Linked DNA regions of Mus musculus: region 1 is linked to region 2. A link is a loop called in an ENCODE intact Hi-C map of the cell type or tissue named here. Cell type or tissue: heart. All regions are shown on one strand.

The links. Hi-C counts contacts between places; a loop is a spot of excess contacts. Peaks named below come from ENCODE experiments on the same cell type or tissue, not always from the same donor. Only the 100,000 strongest peaks of a DNase experiment are listed, where the experiment ranks them.
Region 1: a loop joins it to region 2, with 3 times the contacts of the local background. A loop is called at or near these places in 1 of 42 quality-filtered maps.

Annotation. Positions count from the first base shown.
Region 1 is chr11:80,139,692-80,144,691 of GRCm38, reverse strand. Tefm (transcription elongation factor, mitochondrial) reads left to right here and starts at 2,539. Exons shown (of 4, transcript NM_183275.2): 1 at 2,539-2,615; 2 at 4,369-4,826. The coding sequence starts at 2,573. In heart, no CTCF peak of the experiment used is centred here; a DNase peak (open chromatin) is centred at 2,591; H3K4me3 peaks cover 2,165 bases; H3K27ac peaks cover 1,827 bases.
Region 2 is chr11:80,206,737-80,211,736 of GRCm38, reverse strand. It overlaps Rhot1 (ras homolog family member T1), which reads right to left and starts at 2,686. Exons shown (of 19, transcript NM_021536.8): 1 at 2,414-2,686. The coding sequence starts at 2,489. In heart, CTCF peaks have their summits at 2,081 (motif pointing left) and 2,770; a DNase peak (open chromatin) is centred at 2,696; H3K4me3 peaks cover 2,315 bases; H3K27ac peaks cover 1,135 bases.

The DNA of each region.
Region 1 (5,000 bases), 67 kb after region 2:
CATTAGTTGAAATGACACGGAGGCTGAGGAATGGGTAGCTCTTGCCTAACACACATGAGGCTCTGGATTCAAGTCCCAGCACTACACAGTCAAAAGAATAAGACTGACAAGTGACCTGGGACATAGCTCCACTGTCTTAGGTGGCTGAGAGGAGAGGAGACCTTGAGCCCAGAAGTTCAAGGGTATCCTGGGCAACATCATAAGAGCCTATCTCAAAAACACTTCCTTCTCCCAAAATGAGATTACACAGGACTGGATCTGTGGCCACTCCAACATGGCTGCTGTTCTCATGAGATGTCCGTGTGAATGCCTAGTGACAGCAGAGTGACACATATGTGGAGGAGGTAGTCATCTGAAGGTCAGAGAGAAGCATGCATTTCCTGCAGTCCTCAGAAGGAACCAACCCTCCTGACACTCTGGTCACAGGTGTCTGCACTCCTGAAGTGTGAGGGAATAAATTTCCCATGGTCCATTTCAGCATCTCTGTGGTACTCAATGAAAGAATTCTGTATAAAATTTTGTGTTTTAAAAAATTTTGAGCAGGGTGTGGTGGCGCACGCCTTTAATCCCAACACTTGGGAGGCAGAGGCAGGTGAATTTCTGAGTTCGAGGCCAGCCTGGTCTACAGAGTGAGTTCCAGGACAGCCAGGGCTACACACAGAGAAACCCTGTCTCAAAAAACCTAAAAAGAAAAAAAAATTTGGAAGATTTTAAAATTGTCTTTATTTTTGTTAGATCCTTACATTCTGGAGACATCATTAAGATTCATAGAATTTCCATGAGTTTCCCTAACTAACCCTTTTTTTTTTTTTTTAAGACTAGGTCTTACTATGACAGCCCAGGCTGACCTGGAATTCATGCTTGAGTACAGGAATGTGTTACCACACCAGGCACTCTTTCTCTCTCTCTCTCTCTCTCTCTCTCAAATATTTATTTATTTATTTATTATATGTAAGTACACTGTCGCTGTCTTCAGAGACACACCAGAAGAGGGCATCAGATGCCATTACAGATGGTTGTGAGCCACCATGTGGTTGCTGGGATTTGAACTCAGAACCTCCAGAAGAGCAGTCAGTGCTCTTAACCGCTGAGCCATCTCTCCAGCCCCCAGGCTCTCTTAAGAATAACTTTTATTTTAGACTTATTAATTTGTGTATATGAGTGTTTTGCCTACATGTATGTCTGTGTGCCAAGTCTGTGCCTGGTGCCTGTGGAGGTCAGAAGAGGTTATTGGACATCCCCGGAACCAGAATTATAGATGGTTGTCAGCCACCATGTGGATGTTGTGAACCAAAGCCGGATCCTCCACAAGAGCAACAAGTACTCTGAACGGCTGAGCCTGTGAATAGCTTTTGTTGTTGATGCCTTTTGAGACAGAGTCATTTTTGTAGTCTAGGGTGGCCTCAAACTCATTACATAGCCTAGACTGGACTCAAACTCACAATTCTCCTCATGCTCCTAAGTGTGGGCATTATAGGTTAGCTACGACGTCTAATATAACCACAAACCCATTACTAGACCCTTTTCCACTCTTCTTCCTTAGCCCAGGTTTCATTCCCCACAGTTCACTCTGCCTTGGCAAGAAAATCTGTTGTCATTCCTCCTACGCCCCGCCCAAGTTACCTGGCAACAGCCAGGTAGGCCTGGCTTTGCTCTAAAAGGAACTGCTTGCCCTCTCTGACTCTTTTCTCTCTGACCCCTTTTCCCCTCTCTCCTCTTCTCCCTCCCCGTCCTCTTCAACGTGTACTGGGCCACCAGTTCGTTCGTGTTCTCTCTCTCTCTCTCTCTCTCTCTCTCTCTCTCCCCCCTTTCCCTGCCTCTACTCCCTTCTTAACTCCCCCCCCCCCCAATAAACTCTATGCCATACTGGAGCTGGGTACCTCGGAGAGGAGGGGATGCCTCAGGATGGGCACCTCACCACACCATACCGCGCTCCATAAAACACAACAATTGTTTTATAAAACATATCACAATAACTTTCCGATTCCTCTTTCTTGTCCTCAGGTTCTTCTACAGTCCAGCCTCACATTGGCTGCAAATGACCAATTTTCTTTTTTTCTAGAAAGCCCCTCTAATCTGACTTTGCAACTAAAAAACAAGCAACCTGCCCGACTTTTTCAACTGTTCCACTTCGCATTCCAAGGATCAAATGTGGCTCCAGACTCACCTCCCCCCATCCTTTTCAAACAGTCAAAAGTGCCCAGCGTCAAAGCGACCTCATACATTGGCCTTATCCCGTGCATCTCTCCCAGATACTCCTCCTCTCAACTCCGGACAGGGTTACATGTGTGCATATAGGCTCCCCACTGTCTGCTGTGTGTCTGGGAACCCAGAGGAGACTCGCCCCAAAACAGGATTAAACCTAGTCTACTCCTATGCATCTCGGCGATCCCGAACGGCCACACTTTCTCCAGAGACCATCAGCCATCAATTACTAGGAACTCCGTTGGCATTTCCCTGAGACTGTCGCTTTCGCCGGAACCCTTCTGCCCAGCCCCGGCCGAGCACTTTTTGTTGGAGCACACGAAACCGGAAGTTGAGGAGGAACACAGGCGTGGGAAAGAGCCTGGCGATGGCTTGGAGGACAAACCTTGCTTGCCTCATCAAGGCCGGAGGTAGGGTTCCTGAGCACGAGGTGGATTGCTTTCCAGTCACTAGCCTGTAACCGGGAGTGGTTCTCTTCTGCCCTGTGTCCGGTTGTCCAGCGTGGAGCTGTAGCGGAGCTGAGGGGCGTTCATGTCCCCCAGCCCCGGAGCCCGTCCGCTTTAATGGCCCGGGGTCCACGCGCGTGCGCCCCTTCCCGGGCCGGAGTAGCTCGCTTAGCCTCTGGCTGTGTCGTCTTCCTGTGGCCGCGCTGGGAGGATGACTTTACACTGTCTTATAAAGTTATCCATTGCACAATGTAGACTGCTTGCAAAAATACAGCCTTGTTAGCAATATTGAGAACCATGCAGAACAAAATAAACCGTCCCCACCACTTAGTTAATATCACCAGCCCCCGCTTGCCCCAGTCAGAGCTCCATGTTGCCCAAGCTGGCCTGCAACTCACTATGTAGCTAAATCCTGATCTTCCTGCTTCCATCTCCTAAATGCTAGGATTGCAAGTGAGGAACACCACTCCTGACCAGCTAAAACATTTATTATAAACGTATAAAGTTTAATTTCCTTTAGTTCCATCAGATGATAAACTAGTAAAAAATGGAACTGGAGATCAATCATAAGAGGCGATACAAAAAATCCTCATAATATTATAAATGCCATAAGTAGCAGACATTTGAAATAATTTTAATTAAAATTAAGTGGTTCTAGGTATAGAAACCAAGGCCTTGCCAGAAACTAGGTCCTATCTAACTGGCCCTTAACTTTTTTGATTGTTTTTACTTTAGCAAACAGTCTCATTGCCTGGAACACTGTACTAGACCAGTCTGGCCATGAACTCTCAGAGGTCTGCCTGGTTTTGCCTCCCAAATGCTGGTTTTGTTTGTTTGTTTGGTTTTTTTGAATCAGGGTTTCTCTGAGTAGCCCTGGCTGTCCTGGAACTCACTTTGTAGACCAGACTGGCCTTGAACTAAGAAATCGACCTGTCTTTGCCTCCCAAGTGCTGGGATTAAAGGCACGTGCCACCACTGCCTGGCTCAAATGCTGGTATTAAAGGTGGACTCTACTTATCCCGAGAAGACTACAATTTCTTTATTTTAATTAATTAAATTTTTGGAGATGAGGTCTCAGGTAGTCCAGACTGTCATAAAACTCTTGGAATCTGAATCTTGTATGGACTGCCCCTCAGGTGCTGAGGTTGTACATACGGAGTTACAGTGCCAGGCAACTACAGCTTCTTCCTTGAGACAGCGCCTCTGTGTAGTACTGGCTATCCTGGTGCAGCTGAATTACTATGAAGTCAAGGCCATCCTGGTCTTCATACTGAATTTGAGTATGAAGACTATCCAGTGACATCCTGTCTCAAAAAAGAAAACAACAACAAAAACCCCACAAACAAACCCAACCCTACCAATGATCAAAACCAACCAACCAACCAACCAAAAACCAAACAAACCCTCAAAGATAGATAACTGTAATTATTGTAAAACTACTCTTTATGTTTTGTTTGTTTTTCAATACAGAGTTTCACTGTGCAGTCCTGGTTGTCCCGAACTTCCTCTGTAGACCAGGCTGCCCTTGAACTCAGAGATCCTCCTGCTTCTGCCTCCCCAGTGCTGGGATTAAAGGTGTGCACAACTACAACCAGCTCTACACTCCTCTTAAAGACAATTCTCTGTGATAATATGGTCTGTGTGCAAGTCTGTATAACTGCACAAGCTTGGGTATTAACTGTCAAGGAGAACATTATAAGTCAAGTTTCCCTTTTAGGGAGGAGATGGTTTCCAGTCCCAGAGTACTCATCCCTGCCTCCAGTCCTAAATAACACCTGCTCTGTGAGGAAATCCACTGCACCTGAGAAACGTGTTGCCAGTGTTGCTGCTTGTGATACAGATGGAAAGGAGCCCGGGAATCCATTGGACAGGCTCTTCTCCCTGGAGCAGCAGGCTTCTATCTTACAAGTGCTGAATACAGCTTCTGATAAAGAACTGGAAGCTTTCAGGTTGCTTCGAGGAAGGAAGTCCGTCAATATTGTAGAACACAGAAAGAAGTTTGGGCCGTTTCAGAGGTTGGAGAATTTGATAGACGTGCCCTTGATCCAATATAAAACTGCTGTTGAAGTTTGTAACTCCATTCTCTGTCCGGAGAACAGACGGAGGAAAAAGTCACAGGAGAAGTGGCTGCTGAGAAAGTTCATCAAGCCAGGTGTAGAGCAAGAGAGACTTAAGGTACAGTCTCCCCTGACCACCACCCTTTGGGAACTTACTCTGGAAAGCAAAGCACCGTTCCCAGTGGTGGGTGAGAGACGAGGTTTTTGTTTTATTTCTAAGTGTGTGTGTGTGTGCGCGCTCGCGCACGTGCTCTCTTTTCTGTCTCTCTCTCTCTCCTAATCAAGAAAACTT
Region 2 (5,000 bases):
CATGTGATACGGTTTATTTAGTTGTTTAGTTGTTTGGTTGGGCTTTTTCAAAATAGGGTTTCTCTGTGAAACCATGCTAGCTGTCCTGGAACTCACTCTGTAGACCAGGCTGGCCTCGAACTCAGAAATCCACCTGCCTCTGCCTCCCAAGTGCTGGGATTAAAGGTGTGTGCTACCACGCCCGGCTTATAGTTTGCTTTCTTAATAGTAGTAGATGGCCTAACGCTTTGATGCCAACCTTACCCTATATCTACGCTATACTGTAGATTGAGCAGAAGTTCTTACATGTAAGGCAAGTGCCCTACCACTAAGCTACACACGCTAGTCCTTGAAAATTTTTGATTAACCATCCTCCTACTTCAGACTCCTGAGTAATGGCTCACAGATGTGTGCCAACCACATGGTTGGCACCATCCTCTTAGGAAAAAGCAGGGTCTCCTTCAAAAGCTAAGGCTTTCTCTTATAACTTGCTCCCTGTGGTCAGAAAACCCACACAGAGTTGTTCCGATTCTCTAGCTGGCTTTCAGGACTACATGACATACTTTTTCTAACAAATTTTAAACTTCTGCATATTCCTAAGTAATACTGTTAAAGTTAATGTAAAATGTCCTACGGTGCCACTGAATCTGACATATGTACAGCACTTCTTTTTTTTTTTTTTTTTTTTTTTTTTCGAGACAGGGTTCTCTGTGTAGCCCCGGCTGTCCTGGTACTCACTTTGTAGCCCGCCCCCCTCCCCACCCCCCCAGTGCTGGGAATTAAGGCATGCGTCACCACGCCCAGCATGTATAGCATTTCTACTCAGTCTATACACTAATGCTGTATCATCGGTTCCTATATTGAACACCAAATCCAAAATATCTTTTTTACAAATTGAGTTTTAAAAAGCATTAGACTTTTAGAAAATACAATTAAGGGGTCACCTGCTCACTTTCCCTAATTTTCCCCCAAATGTATCAGCACCAACCATGCCTTAAATAATGTCTTCCTTTACTGTTAGAGAACTTGATGCAAAAGAAAGAGTAAGATACCATTATAAATAAGGCCAAAAACCCATAACTGAAAATAAAAAAGCAAACTATGCTTCACGGGAGCTTAGTTCCCAATTTTGACTAGAGTTCTCCCAAAAGCTGCTACAGCTACACGGATCAACAGTCCACAGTCGTTTCCTCCCCTCCCGCCCCTTTCTGAGGCCAGCAGACTTGGGGCTGCAGTGGTTAAAAGCAGAAAACCCAAGTCTGGTGGCTCAAACCACCTGTAACTCTAGCTCCGAGGGATCTGACTTGCTCTGTCTGGGCCCTAAGAGCACACCCTACCCCACCCCCCCAAAATTGTTTTTTTTTTCTTAATATGTACACTTTCCTCCTTAGGAATGTATCACAGCGACCTAGAGAGGCTACTTAAAGATATAATTGAGTGGTTTATAATAGAATGCTTCAAATCAGCAATGGCAAAACATGAACTAATGAACCCCTCTTTTTAACTTAGTTGCCATGATTAAGTCATGTACCTCGCAGTAAGATCAGAAATCCCTGCTCTATACTGCATTCCTATCAGCCAGCAAAAGCGTTGTTTTTGTTGTTTTGTCTTCTTTACCAGGAAAAAAGTGAGATCTATCTTTAAAGAGCATGGGAACATGTGCCTGTTCGGAAGCCCTATATGCCTGCTCTTATTAAAAGAACTACTACAGAACTATGGAATGTCTAACAAGGAGCGAAAATTAAGACTTTTAGGGTAACAATCGCCCCATCTAAAGATCCCTCCCTAGTTAAGTATCGTTCACTCAATACTCATATTATTAACTTGAAGGAGTTTGTTCGACACAAGTACGGCAAAAAAAAAAAAAAAAAAATCTAATTTTTAAAAAATCCCGCTATCTTAAGCTCTTTTTTTTCTTCTTGGTGCTGGAGACTGAATCCAGGTTTTTATGCATGCTAGAATTCTACTACTGAGCTACTTACTCAAGCAAGCCAACGCTCTCTCTTAATGCCCATGCACAGTAGCAGTGAAGGCAGCAAGTGAAAAAAAAAAAAAAAAAAAATTCCAGAGACCTGACCTTGCTCCCAAGTCGACTACTTCTGCACTCCTCCTCCCCCTAGTGTCCCCCGCCAGCCGGTTCCCGCAGTCCCAAGTGCTCAGTCTGCCTGTTCCAACATCTGCCTGGCAATGAGTGACTGACAGGCGACCAGAGGGTCGGACGGGAGGTGGCCCGACAAACGCTGAGGCCCAAGAGGAAAGAACTCGAGGAGGTGGTGGCGACGGCGACAGCTTTCGCAGCGAGAGGACCGGGCGTTAGGGACTGAAGGGGGACAAGGCCTGCGAGGAGCAGAGGGCCACGGTAGGGAAGAGCAAAGGGGCTGGCAGGCTTGGAGAGGGCACCCGGGCTGCGAGGCCGGGCAGGGCGCGGACTCACGTTCTCCCACCAGCAGGATCCTCACGTCTTTCTTCATGTCGGAGGCTCGCAGGGGCCGCACTCGGCCCGCACGCATGGAGCGCACGCCTCACGCCGGGAGCGTCCAGCCCGTGGCGCCGCTCTCCCCGCGATACCGCCGCTCCCTGCCAGCCTTAGCGGCCTCTGCGCCCGAATCTCGGCCGCCAGGACCTGCCGCACCGACTCCTCCTCTACCGCTCCGCTTGGGAGCCGGGGCAAGCCAGCTCCGCCTCCTCCGGCTCCGCGGACGCGGGCGGCGGCGGCGGCGAGGACGACGGCGGGCGGCGAGGGACAAGAGCTTTCGGAACCTCAACGCTCTCGTATCTTGAACAGCGCCCCTGCAGGAAGGCAGACGGTAGCGCAAAACCCCGGAGGTTTGCCTGCCACAGTCTGAACACTGCCAGAGGATGTAAGTGACAGATTCCTTGGTCAGAACAGTCAGAGCCCACTTGTTTTACAGAACAAGAACAGAAGAGTCCAGGGTCACGCAGCAGGAGCTTGGTCGTGAATCGGAGATTTCTTCACTAAACGATAATGTCCAGGAGGGCAAGAGACCTGCCTACCTGGTTTTCAGCTGTGTTCACACTGTTGGACTTACCTTTCAAAAATGCTTTATTGAACAAGGTTACTGGCTCCCAGGGTGTGAACACTCCCCAGAGCCCATCACCTGTTTTCCCCCCCTCAAAATGTATTATTCTGTATATTTGTGTATGACACGTGCGTTTGAGTATCTTCCATGGTGAGTATGTGGCGGTCAGAGGACAGTCCTCAAGAATTGGTACTTGGCTGACATTATGGCACAAGCCAGCTCTTAGAGGCACTTTGGATCCAGGGGTCAAACTCAGGTCATCAGGCCTGAACAGAAAGCACTTTTACCCGAGACTATATCACAGCCCAAGAAATTGCTTAAAAAAAAAAAAAGGCCGACAACCGGGCTTTTTTTTCATGGTGGCGCACGCCTTTGATCCCTGCACCGGGGAGGCAGAGGCAGGCAGATTTCTGAGTTCGAGGCCAGACTGGTCTACAAAGTGAGTTCCAGGACAGCCAGGGCTACACAGAGGAACCCTGTCTCGAAAAACCAAAAAAAAAAAAAAAAAAAAAAAGTAGGGCGTGATAGCTCATGCCTGTAATCCCAGCATCTGGGAAGATGAAGTAGAAGGATTGCCATGAATCTGAGGCCAGCCTGGGCTTTAGGGTGAGACCTAAGGAGCCATGGTATTTCAAACCTGAAAGTGGTGGTGGCAAGAAGATTAAGCCATCAAAGCTATTCTTATCCACACATAGATATTTCATGCCCACCAGGCGGTGGTGGCACACGTCTTTAATTCCAGCACTTGGGAGGCAAAGGCAGGAGATTTCTGAGTTCGAGGCCAGCCTGGTCTACAAAGTGAGTTCCAGGACAGCCAGGGCTATACAGAGAAATCCTGTCTCAAAAAACAAACAAACAAACAAAAAAACAGACAGACAGAAATAGAAGGAAACCCTTTCTTAAAAAGTGCCTGGGAAAGCTGGTGTGGTGATATAAACCATCCCAGTATTCAAGAGGTTGAAGCAGGACCACTAGTTGAGAGCCAACCTGAGTTACCCAATGAAACCCTGTCTCAAACAAGCAACAAAACCCCACTCCGTGATACAACAGGGGGTGAAGGCACACCTCTTGTTCACAGGGAGATGTCCCTAGGACGGTAGCTGCAAAGAAGATTACAGGACTCTAGAGGACTCATGGCCCCTCTGCCTGTTTCTTCTCTACCAAATGAAGATGTCAGACCCTTCCTTGCATAAATATTTGGAGCAACCTCATGAAGTAATATTTAAATGTTCCACTATTTTCTGATGGAATCACCACCAGATAAACCCACTATAAACAGAAATCTAGTAATCTAGTAACCTTCCAAGCACCACATTTAAATAACACAGTAGTTTATCTTCCTGATCACACAGCTGAGAGACACTTGCTGCTGCTGTCCTGCCTATTACTAGCCCAGAAAGGCATCAAAAATTGTGAAATACAATTCTATTAACCATGTTATCACTTTGGCACTATGATACATTTTAGCCAAAAGATAGAGAAACAATTGACACTACTATAGATTTCTTTTTTAATATAGCTGGAAGTGGTGACAGGTGCCTTTAATCCCAGTACTCAGGAGGCAGAGACAGGCTGATTTCTTAAAAGAGTTCTACTCCAGGGTCTGGGAGAGATGGTTCAATGGTTAAGAGCACTGCCTGCTCTTCCAAAGGTCCTGAGTTCAACTCCCAGCAACCACATGGTGTTTCACAACCATCTATACCAGGGTCTGATGCCTTCTTCTGGCATGCAAGTGTATATACAGGTAGAGCACTCATACATAAAATAAATAAAAATGTTTTTAAAAAAGAAAAAAAAATAGTTCCATCCCAGCCAAGACTACATAAAGAGACCTTGACTCAAAACAGGTCAGCAATAATAAATAAATAGTCAAATCACAGTAAGTCAGAGATTGTGCTTTGTATCTGAATAATGTATCATACAGAATTTTAGCTGGGGATATCTCCCATGCCATTAATCTCAGCACTCAACAGACAGGGG